Regions from separate parts of the Homo sapiens genome. Here region 2 is linked to region 1. The links are chromatin contacts, found by Hi-C or POLR2A ChIA-PET in ENCODE. All regions are on one chromosome and are shown on one strand. The core of a region is the stretch at or near the end of the contact, and the rest is flanking DNA. Distances in the headings are between cores, read along the strand shown.

Region 1 (4,842 bases), core at 241-2,740:
TCCAAGTGTCCTCAAAGATCAGTGTTTCTGTAGGAACACCTGTGTGTCCTGTGTGATCACTGTGACTGTGTGTGTCAGTGTGGCAAGGTATGCAGGCCTGCCGCGTGTCCTGCTTGTTAGTGGGACCATGGAGATTCCCCTCGTCTCTGGGGCTCCATTACTCAGCTCTCTGCGGTCCCAGGCCTTATCACTTAGCTGTCTGCCCTCTGGCCTCTTCCCTTTGTTTACCAACTTGGCTGGCTTTCTCCTCTGGGAACAAAGGAGGTGTTTGGTTCTGGGCAGTGCCTGGCTCCAGCTACCCGCCCCCATCGCCTCCCCTTTCCAGGAGGGTTGCCCCTGTCTCAGACCCCTTGGCTCTGACAGGCCCATTCCCACAGCTCCAGGGAGAGAGGAGGCTGATCTTCTCATTTGGCACCCCCTTTTTTCTCACCCTCTGGCCCCATTCCTGTCCCCAGCAAGGCCCCTGAAGCTTCACTCGTCTAGGCTGGAGACAGCTCCTCTCCCTATTGTCTGGCCAGGATTTGGAAGCTCTGGTTACCATAGCAACCCCTGGGCATTTAATTAAGGGAGGAGGCCTTCATTTTCCAGGCTGGGCAGTTCCAAATCTCAACCCGAAAAAGGATACCCTGAGGGGGTGAGGAAGAAGTGTTGTCCTCCAGTATAGCATAATTCCGGCTTCCCCACAAAGTCTGTTATGGCTTTCCCAGCCTACCCCCTCCCAGCTGCCACCCCGATCACCACCTCATGCCAGAGCAGGCTGGGGAGGCCTCTCAGATCAGCTAGGGCAAAACCCAGGTCCCAGGCCAGTAGAGGTTTCAAGGAAGGGATGGTGTGCAATTGCTGTAAGCCACCCCTCCCCTATATGCACTGTCGCTTTGTTTACTGGACTGTGGGGTCAGGGATAAGGGTGGGAGATCATTCAACACTGGCATACTGTCCAATTTCTTTGCCGTGGAATGGGCTTCAGGGCTCTTTGAACTCCCTGAAATTGAATGTAATATGTATAAATTCATTATAAGGCTTTTTCCTAGGTACTGGGTACATAGCTTTCATTAGATCCCCAGGAAAGGGCTCTGTGATCTCAGAAAGGTTCCTAGCACTGCCATTTGCTGGCTGTGAGACCTCAGTCAAATTGTTTAACCTCTCTGTGTCTCTGTGTCTTCATCTATAAAGTGGGGATGATACTACTTCACAAGACTGTTGGCATCTTAGTAAGAGGTTGTTAAGACAGTTATGATTACTCTGAGAGTGGGCTAAATAGAGGGTCCTCGCCTTATCCATCCTATACCCACCTTCCCTGAAGGTAACAGGTCTGCCCTCTCAATAGGGGGCATTCACCTCCTCCTGGCTCCTTCTCTTATTCCCTCTCTGCTCCACCTCAGGCTGCTGGAAAGTGCTCCAGACGCTGATGGGAAGCAGTCGCTCTCCAGAGACTCGTCATGGGGTGGAATTTCCGAGCTCAGGTCACTGAGTTATCCCAGTTCCTGAAATTCTTGTCTCAGATTTCTCAGCCGTCGCCGTGACCACTTTTCCCCATTTCTGGTTAGGTTAGTTTGTGTGTGTGTTTCCTTTTCACTGTATTTTTAGCCTTTGGAAAAAATAAACACATTTCACACGCTAGCACCTTCCTGATCTTTCGGTTCTCCGCAGGCATGGGGGTGGGGCCACTTCTTCCCCTGACCTTTCTTCAACCCTGTCTCCTGTTCCCAGACTCCCACCCCCCAGCACACATCCTTACCTTCTGTTGAGAATTCCCAGACTTATCCCACCCTCCTCCCATCTCTCTGTCTCTCCTGTCCCCTCAGTACTGAGTATATTCCCACCCAGGCTGGACTGATATATGCAGATTGTGACACAATTCTGAGTCTCTGGGTTCCTTATCCTTTTCATCTTGTTTCCCTTCTAGAAATCCCTCCTCCTTTCCCACTGTGACATTTTCCCCTTGTTTCAGAAAAGGCAAGTCTATCCCTGCGGTTCTGGCTTGTCCCACTGCAGTAGCACCCTGATTCAAACGAGCTGTGAAGTTGTTGCCAGAAAAACGGGTCCTCATCCAAACCCCAAGAAAGGATTCTTGGATCTCGTGCAGGAAGGAATTCAAGGCAAGCCATAGGGCGCAGTGAGAAGAGATAGTTGATTGAAAGCTACTCAGTTACAGAGTAAGGGCATCCTTAGAAAGCAATAAGAGGAGGAATGTGCCGACTCTTCTTTTTTTTTTTTTTTTTTTTGAGACTGAGTTTCACTCTTGTCACCCAGGCTGAGTGCAGTGGCATGATCTCTGCTCACTGCAACCTCCGCCTCCCGGGTTCAAGTGATTCTCCTGCCTCAACCTCCCACGTAGCTGGGATTACAAGTGTGCACCATCACGCCCAGCTAATTCTTTTTGTATTTTTAGTAGAGATGGGGTTTCACCATGTTGGCCAGGCTGGTCTCGAATCCCTGACCTCAAGTGATCCGCCTGCCTCAGCCTCCCAAAGTGCTGGGATTACAGGCATGAGGCATCATGCCCAGCCAGCTCTTCTTATATATGGGCCTTATCTATGTAAAAACTAAGCTATGTCTACATATGGGTGGGCTGATAGCATGGCAAATTGTGTTATTCTGTTGATTTAAAGAAAACTATCCTTATTATTGTTACTTTTTTAGGGCATAAGTACATAAAAGCATAACCATGACTATCTTACAAGCATAATTGTTATCCAGTCTCAGCGTATCTAGACATTCTGTTGTGATAGAGTTTGTCCTTGCAGGCATTATTAAGCTGCTTCCTTAGCCATAAACATCTTATGACCATGGGTTGTGACTGGCAAGGAATGTGCCTTGCTAGTTTTATTTTTATTTATTTATTTATTGAGACAGGGTCTCGTTCTGTCACCCAGGCTGGAGTGCAGTAAGTGGCATGATTTCAGCACACTGCAGCCTCCACTTCCTGGGTTCAACTGATTCTCCTGCCTCAGCTTCCCAAGTAGCTGGGATTACAGGTGCCTGCCACCACGCCCTGCTCATATTTGTATTTTTGTAGAGACGAGGTTTCACCGTGTTGGCCAGGTTGGTCTCTAACCTCTGACCTCATGTGATCTGCCCCACTGGACTTCCTAAGGTGCTGGGATTACAGGCGTGAGCCACCGCGACCGGTCCATGCCTGGCTAGTTTTAATATGGAGTTGATTTTAAAATGGTGTCACCCTGGTTCTCCTATGCTGTTTCCCTAACAGAGTCAGATGAACCTAGAACCCTGTACCCCACCAATTATGTTTAGGTTTCATCATTAATACAATAGTATTATATTTAGTAGAGTTGCAGAAAGGTTTATATGAGATCATGCAAGGAGGGCACTGTAGGGGCCACGAGAAACTTTTCCCTTCTTCCTCTAAGGGTTCGCTGAAAACTCAAATCACAAAAGGCAGATTAATTGGAGGAAAAGCATACAAATGTATTTAACACATGTACATGAGGAGAATCACGGTGACTGCCCACTCCCTGGTGGGATTCAGGAGCTTGTATCCCATCCTGGCAAAACAGAGGATGGGAGGCAGGAGAAGAGGAATTCTGTTGAGGAGATTTCTAGGGAGAAGGAATACATCTGGGGAACAGAAACTATCCTGTGCATTATCTTGCAAGAGGGTCTGTTCAGGTGTGGTTACTTAGGTTCCTGTTCTTACAGAGAGGGGAAGAAAAAACAGTTGTTCCTTTTGGTGGGTCTGGATCTTAGGCAGATAAAGGAAGCTCACTTTGGGAGACGGTGGGTGGGGAGAGGGTCAGAGAGACCTGGCGGCTTCTTCAGTTGAGCGTGACAAAACACTGTTTTTTGGGATATTGGTTTCTGAGCCCCAACAGCACTTAGCACAGAGCCTTCCAGGTGCCAAAGACCTCAGGAATGGAGCCATTGATTCCCTGGATCTGAGAGGTCTAAGGGACACAGGGTTATTTCTCAGCTCTCTTGCTCAATTCAGTTCAAACCCCAGCCAAAGGGGTTTGAAGTTGGACTTGGTGTTGTCAGTGTCAGAAGACACAGGTGATACAGGGAGGTGGCAAAGGAGAGATGTGGGAAAGGACTGAGAATTAGATTTGTGAGGGCAAGAGAGGGATTTTTTGCCTGGGCGCAGTGGCTCACACCTGTAATCCCAGCACTTTGGGAGGCCGAGGCGGGAGGATCACCTGAAGTCAGGAGTTCAAGACCAGCCTGGACAACATGGTGAAACCCCATCTCTACTAAAAATACAAAAATTAGCTGGGCATGGTGGCGAACACCTGTAATTCCAGCTACTTGGGAGGCTGAGGGAGGAGAATCACTTGAACCTGAGCCGAGATTGTACCGCTGCACTTCAGCCTGGGCAACAAGAGTGAAACTCCGTCTCAAAAAAAAAAAAAGAAAGAAAGAAAAAAAAAAAGGATTTTAATTATTCCACCTGGAGAAAGCTGGAAGAGGAAAAAATATTTTTTATTTTTTTGGAGATGGAGTTTCACTCTTGTCTCCCAGGCTGGGGTGCAATGGCGCAATCTTGGCTCTCTGCAACCTCCACCTCCCCAGTTCAAGTGATTCTCCTGTCTCAGCCTCCCAAGTAGCTGGGATTACAGGCACCTGCCACCACGTCTGGCTAATTTTTGTATTTTTAGTAGAGAGTAGAGACGGGGTTTCACCATGTTGGCCAGGCTGGTTTTCAACTCCTACCCTCAGGTGATCCACTCACCTCAGCCTCCCAAAGTGCTGAGATTACAAGCATGAGCCACCAAGCCCAGCAGATTTTTTTTCAAGACAGGGTCTCACTCTGTCACCCAGGCTGGAGTACAATGGTGCCATCACAGCTCACTGCACCCTCAACCTCCTGGGCTCAAGCGATCCCCC
Region 2 (4,825 bases), core at 1,048-3,547, 43 kb before region 1:
TCATGGTCATCTCATGGTCTAATATGGCTTCTAGAGCTTAATTCATCTCATCTGCATTCCAGATAGCAGACAGAAGGAAGGAAAGATGATTAGGGGGAGAGAGAGCAGCACAGAAGGACGCTTTCTAGTTAACTCTTTAAAGGGCCTTCTTGGAAGTCCAGGACAATACTTCCAACACTTCTGTTTATGTTCTCTTGGCCAGAACTTAGTCAACTGGCCATATCCAGCTTTAAGGGAGACTTGGAGTTTTGTGGTTTTTTTGTTTAACTTAAAAAATATCTTGATACGTAATTCGCAAACAGTGAAATGCACAGATTGTAAGTATACAGTTTGATAAGTTCTGACAAATGCATACACCCATGTAACCCACATCCTTCTGAAAATATAGAGCATTTCATCACCCCTAGAAATTCCCTCCTGCTGAGGGGACTTTTTTTTTTTAAACAATACAAATGAGAGATAATGAAGGCTTCTTATCCTGAGGTGGGAGGGTTGTAGCTATGGGAATGGAAGGGAAGAGCTGGAGAGACTTTGGAAGGAGAATCCAGAGTAGACCCGTTGGATGTGGGAGATGAGAGAAGAACGAATGCTGGTAGCAGAGCCACTAACAGAAACAGGAGATAGGGAGGAAGTCTAGGTTGTTGCAGGTGGATTGGAAGAATGAGTACAGTTAAGACTGTTGGCTGGGCGCATTGGCTCACGCCTGTAATCCCAGCACTTCGGGATGCTGAGGCTGGCGGATCACGAGGTCAGCAGTTTGAGAGCAGTCTGGCCAACATGGCGAAACCCCATCTCTACTAAAAATACAAAAATTAGCCAGGCGTGGTGGTGGGTGCCTATAATCCCAGCTACTCGGGAGGCTGAGAGAAAAGAATCGCTTGAACCCGGGAGGTGGAGGTTGCAGTGAGCCAAGATCGTGCCATTGCACTCCAGCCTGGGCGACAAGAGTGAAACTCCGTCTCAACAAACAACAACAACAAAAACTTTTAAAAAGTGGGCTGGGCGTGGTGGCTCATACCTGTAATCCCAGCACTTTGGAAGGCCGAGGTGGGTGGATCACTTGAGGTTGGGAATTCGAGACCAGCCTGACAGACATGGAGAAACCCTGTCTTTACTAAAAATTCAAAATCAGCTGGGCATGGTGGCGCATGCCTGTAGTCCCAGCTACTCGGGAGCAGAGGTTGCGGTGAGCCAAGATCGCGCCATTGCACTCCAGCCTGGGCAACAGGAGCAAAACTCCTCCCCCTCAAAAAAAAAAAAAAAAAAAGAAATCTGGTGGCTCACGCCTGTAATCCTAGCACTTTGAGAGACCGAGGCAGGCGGATCACCTGACATCAGGAGTTTGAGACCAGCCTGGCCAACATGGTGAAACCCCTTATCTACTAAAAATACAAAAATTAGCCGGGCGTGGTGGCGGGTGTAATCCCAGCTACTTGGGAGGCTGAGGCAGGAGAATCGCTTGAACCTGGGAGGCGGAGGTTGCAGTGAGTGGAGATGGCACCACTGCACTCCAGCCTGGGCCACAGAGCGAGACTCCATCTCAAAAAAAAAAAAAAAAAAAAAAGTGAAGTCTTTACATAAATGGATTACGTGTGCTGCCCTTTGAGAAGTTTGTTGATGAAAGGAGAAAGGAAATAGTAGCACCAGAGGAAAAGATCAGGGATTTACCCTGTTCTTACAGGATAACAGCTCCTTGCTCTTTTCAGCTAGCTTTTCAAAGGACAGGGATAGGACAGCCCCCTGCCTTATTTCGGATACTTGGATCTATAACCTCCAGAAATTCAAGCTGAAGTAGCTGGAGGTCGGAGAGGAATGAGAACTGCCTGGGTGGGGTCTGCCAGCCAGACACTGCCAGGATAGCCACAAGGAGACGACTTGGAAGAACAGACAGCAACCACGTTGGACTCAGGCAGTCCTGGGTTTGAATCCTGTCTCTGTCACCACCTAGCCTGATGACCTTGGGCACATCCTGAGCACCCTGTGCCTTATCTGTAAAATGGAAACAATCATGCCGACCTTTCAGGGTGGTTTTGAGGATTAGAGACTAGCTCCTGACACACAGTAGGTAATCGTAAATGGGTGCTATTGTTTGGCCCGACCCACGTTATAGGACAGAACGTCTAACGGATGCGTCAGAACCTGCGCCCTCCGGATCTTGGAGGGTACAGAGGGCGCCCCTCGGCCTCCTCCCTTTCGGAGGTGGGGACAAGGTGGAGGAAGGGCTGCAGGAGGAGGAGCTCTAGCATCGCGACCCGCCCCGTCCCGTCCAGTCTGGCCTGGGCGCCGCGGGAACGCTGTCCTGGCTGCCGCCACCCGAACAGCCTGTCCTGGTGCCCCGGCTCCCTGCCCCGCGCCCAGTCATGACCCTGCGCCCCTCACTCCTCCCGCTCCATCTGCTGCTGCTGCTGCTGCTCAGTGCGGCGGTGTGCCGGGCTGAGGCTGGGCTCGAAACCGAAAGTCCCGTCCGGACCCTCCAAGTGGAGACCCTGGTGAGGAGATAGTCCCGACCCTCAGCCCCCGTGGGCCGAGCCTTGTTGGGTGGTAATACTGGGGTCTCAGCGAACCTGGGAGCCGGGAGGAGAGGAAGTGCGGGAACTGAGTTGGGGGTGGTGCCGGGTCTAGGGGCGAGAACGGGATCTTTGGAAGAGCATCCGTGACCCCTGTAGTCCGATCGTAGGTGGAGCCCCCAGAACCATGTGCCGAGCCCGCTGCTTTTGGAGACACGCTTCACATACACTACACGGTGAGGGGTCTGGGGGGCCGGGGCGGGGCCTGGGAGGGGGCGGCGCCCTGCTGAAACACGTCAGCTTTGGCTTGGACACGTGGCAAGCGGTTCGGGAGAAGAAACTCGGGGCTCTGGGGTCGTCGAGCACGTGGCGAGGGGAGAGACGTTGCTCTTCCGTGCCTCTTTTCCCTCCTTGCTTTTCTGCCAGTTCCTACCTGGCACGGAGAAGTGCAGGGTGGAGAGATCTCCGAGAAGCGCCAGCCTTCTGGGGCTTCCTGTTCCTTACAGCGGTAAGGGGAACGCTAGGCTGCCGCACTAAGGGGGCTGCCGCCGCCCAGCGGTCCAGGTGTGTGTTGCGCGCCTGCTGGGAGGGAGAGGGTGCTAGATGTATGCTCTTGATGCTCTCTCCCCCCAGGGAAGCTTGGTAGATGGACGTATTATTGACACCTCCCTGACCAGAGACCCTCTGGTTATAGAACTTGGCCAAAAGCAGGTGATTCCAGGTATGTGACCTGTGCCTCCCATTCCACCTCTTCCCAACCTAAGCCCTTTCTTAGCCTCTTCGGCTCCAAAGCTGCCCTGGAAATCCCCCCTGAAATGAGTAAGACCCTAGGGCTCTACGAGTTACCTCCTGAGGTTCAAACCTCACTTCTAGTACTCCACTTGTCCCATATCCTATTGGAAGCCAGAGATTTAAGAAGTGAGGGAAAGGTCAATTGAGGATGGAGGAGGAAGACTTTGATCTTCATGTCATGGGATTTGGGGAAGGTGGATAGCTTCCAGTTCAGTTGTGTCTTCTTCTTCAAGGTCTGGAGCAGAGTCTTCTCGACATGTGTGTGGGGTGAGTATCTCGGCAGGGGTGGGCCTGGGTACCCCCTTTGCATGGGTAGAGGCTTTCTCGGCCATCCTCACTCCTTAAGCAGGAGAATGTGGAATAAAGGACCCTGCTTCCCACTGGACAGGTCCAGGTCAGTGGGACCTCTGAGGGCATTCAAAGCCTCTGTGCCTCTTGCGCTGTTGCTTTTGTCGGGGGAGTTGAGGCACATGGGGAGATGGACACCTTTGCTGGCCAGCCTGTTTGGTGTTCAGGTGGAAAAATTCGTGTTTTGGGTGTGAAGATTCAGGGGGTTTTGCTGAAGGAGCTTCAGCTGGACTGAGGCTGCTGGCCTACCTCTCCTGCCTCTGGCTGTGACTGACATTCCTTCCCTCAGAGAGAAGCGAAGGGCAATCATTCCTTCTCACTTGGCCTATGGAAAACGGGGATTTCCACCATCTGTCCCAGGTAATCTGACTAGGACTCTCTCTCAGGCCATCAAAATACCCAGTCCCTAAGAGCTATAAGGAGCTATATACTTTGTTTGATGCTTGAGAAGATCCAGACCAAGTTTGTTTAGACAGATAGGAGTGGCTGGGGCCTCCATCTACAGGGCCACCTTTTTCCTCCTCATATCACCAACAGGGACTAAAGACAACCTGATGAGGCCACCTGGCATGACCTCCAGCAGCCAGTAACTTGTTAGGGAAGAGACCTGCTTGGGCCACATGGGTCTGCTGCCTGTGCCACCACCTTTCCCAGAACACTGGACTTCTTTCCTGCCCTTTTCTACAACTCTACGCTGTGTCAGCTGTACAGCCACCCCCCACCCCTTCCTTTCAGCCTCCATCAGGGAAGAGACAGTAAAAATAATCACAGTCAAGTGATTCAAAACAAAACAAAAAGCAACTGTTAAAGCCAAGTCTGCCCCATAACTTTAAAAGCCATCATTGGTCACTGCCGATGTCTATTTTTGAAGGGTTGAGATGGACAGATTTCCCAAGATGCATATCTTTTGCTTTCAGTTCTAACAAATGTTCTATTAGCTAAAATGTGTTGTACTCCACAGAGTATTGGGCTCGTAATTCTTTTTTTTTTTTTGAGATGGAGTTTCACTCTTGTTGCCCAGGCTGGAGTGCAATAGTGCAATCTTCACTCACCACAACCTCCGCCACCCGGGTTCAAGCAATTCTCCTGTCTCAGCCTCCCGAGTAGCTGGGATTACAGGCATGCGCCACCACGACCGGCTAATTTTATACTTTTAGTAGAGATGGGGCTTCTCCATG

The links. A loop is a pair of places that touch in the nucleus more often than their neighbours do. ChIA-PET counts read pairs that join two places held with the same protein, here RNA polymerase II (POLR2A). Pooled maps may share reads with other maps.
Region 2: POLR2A ChIA-PET joins it to region 1 with 24 read pairs in WTC11. The contact joins the promoter of FKBP11 here to the enhancer-like site in region 1. A Hi-C loop is called at or near these places in 10 of 168 maps with a recorded cell type or tissue (CD8-positive, alpha-beta T cell, Caco-2, HepG2 and 6 more) and 16 of 50 pooled maps. POLR2A ChIA-PET finds 5 or more read pairs at or near these places in 16 of 52 experiments (BJ, Caco-2, GM12878 and 12 more).

The regions. Positions count from the first base shown.
Region 1 is chr12:48,879,184-48,884,025 of GRCh38, reverse strand. No RefSeq gene overlaps it. Among named protein-coding and RNA genes, the nearest start is that of RND1, 16 kb to the right of the region's middle. Within about 2 kb of position 1,490, at least 8 of the 41 ENCODE cell types and tissues checked have a DNase peak (open chromatin) inside an H3K27ac peak, as active enhancers do; they include endothelial cell of umbilical vein, where a contact is called at or near this core.
Region 2 is chr12:48,922,964-48,927,788 of GRCh38, reverse strand. It overlaps FKBP11 (FKBP prolyl isomerase 11), which reads left to right and starts at 2,297. Exons shown (of 6, transcript NM_016594.3): 1 at 2,297-2,489; 2 at 2,678-2,743; 3 at 3,141-3,228; 4 at 3,533-3,566; 5 at 3,937-4,007. The coding sequence starts at 2,361. RefSeq lists enhancers at 1,932-2,031, 3,292-3,351.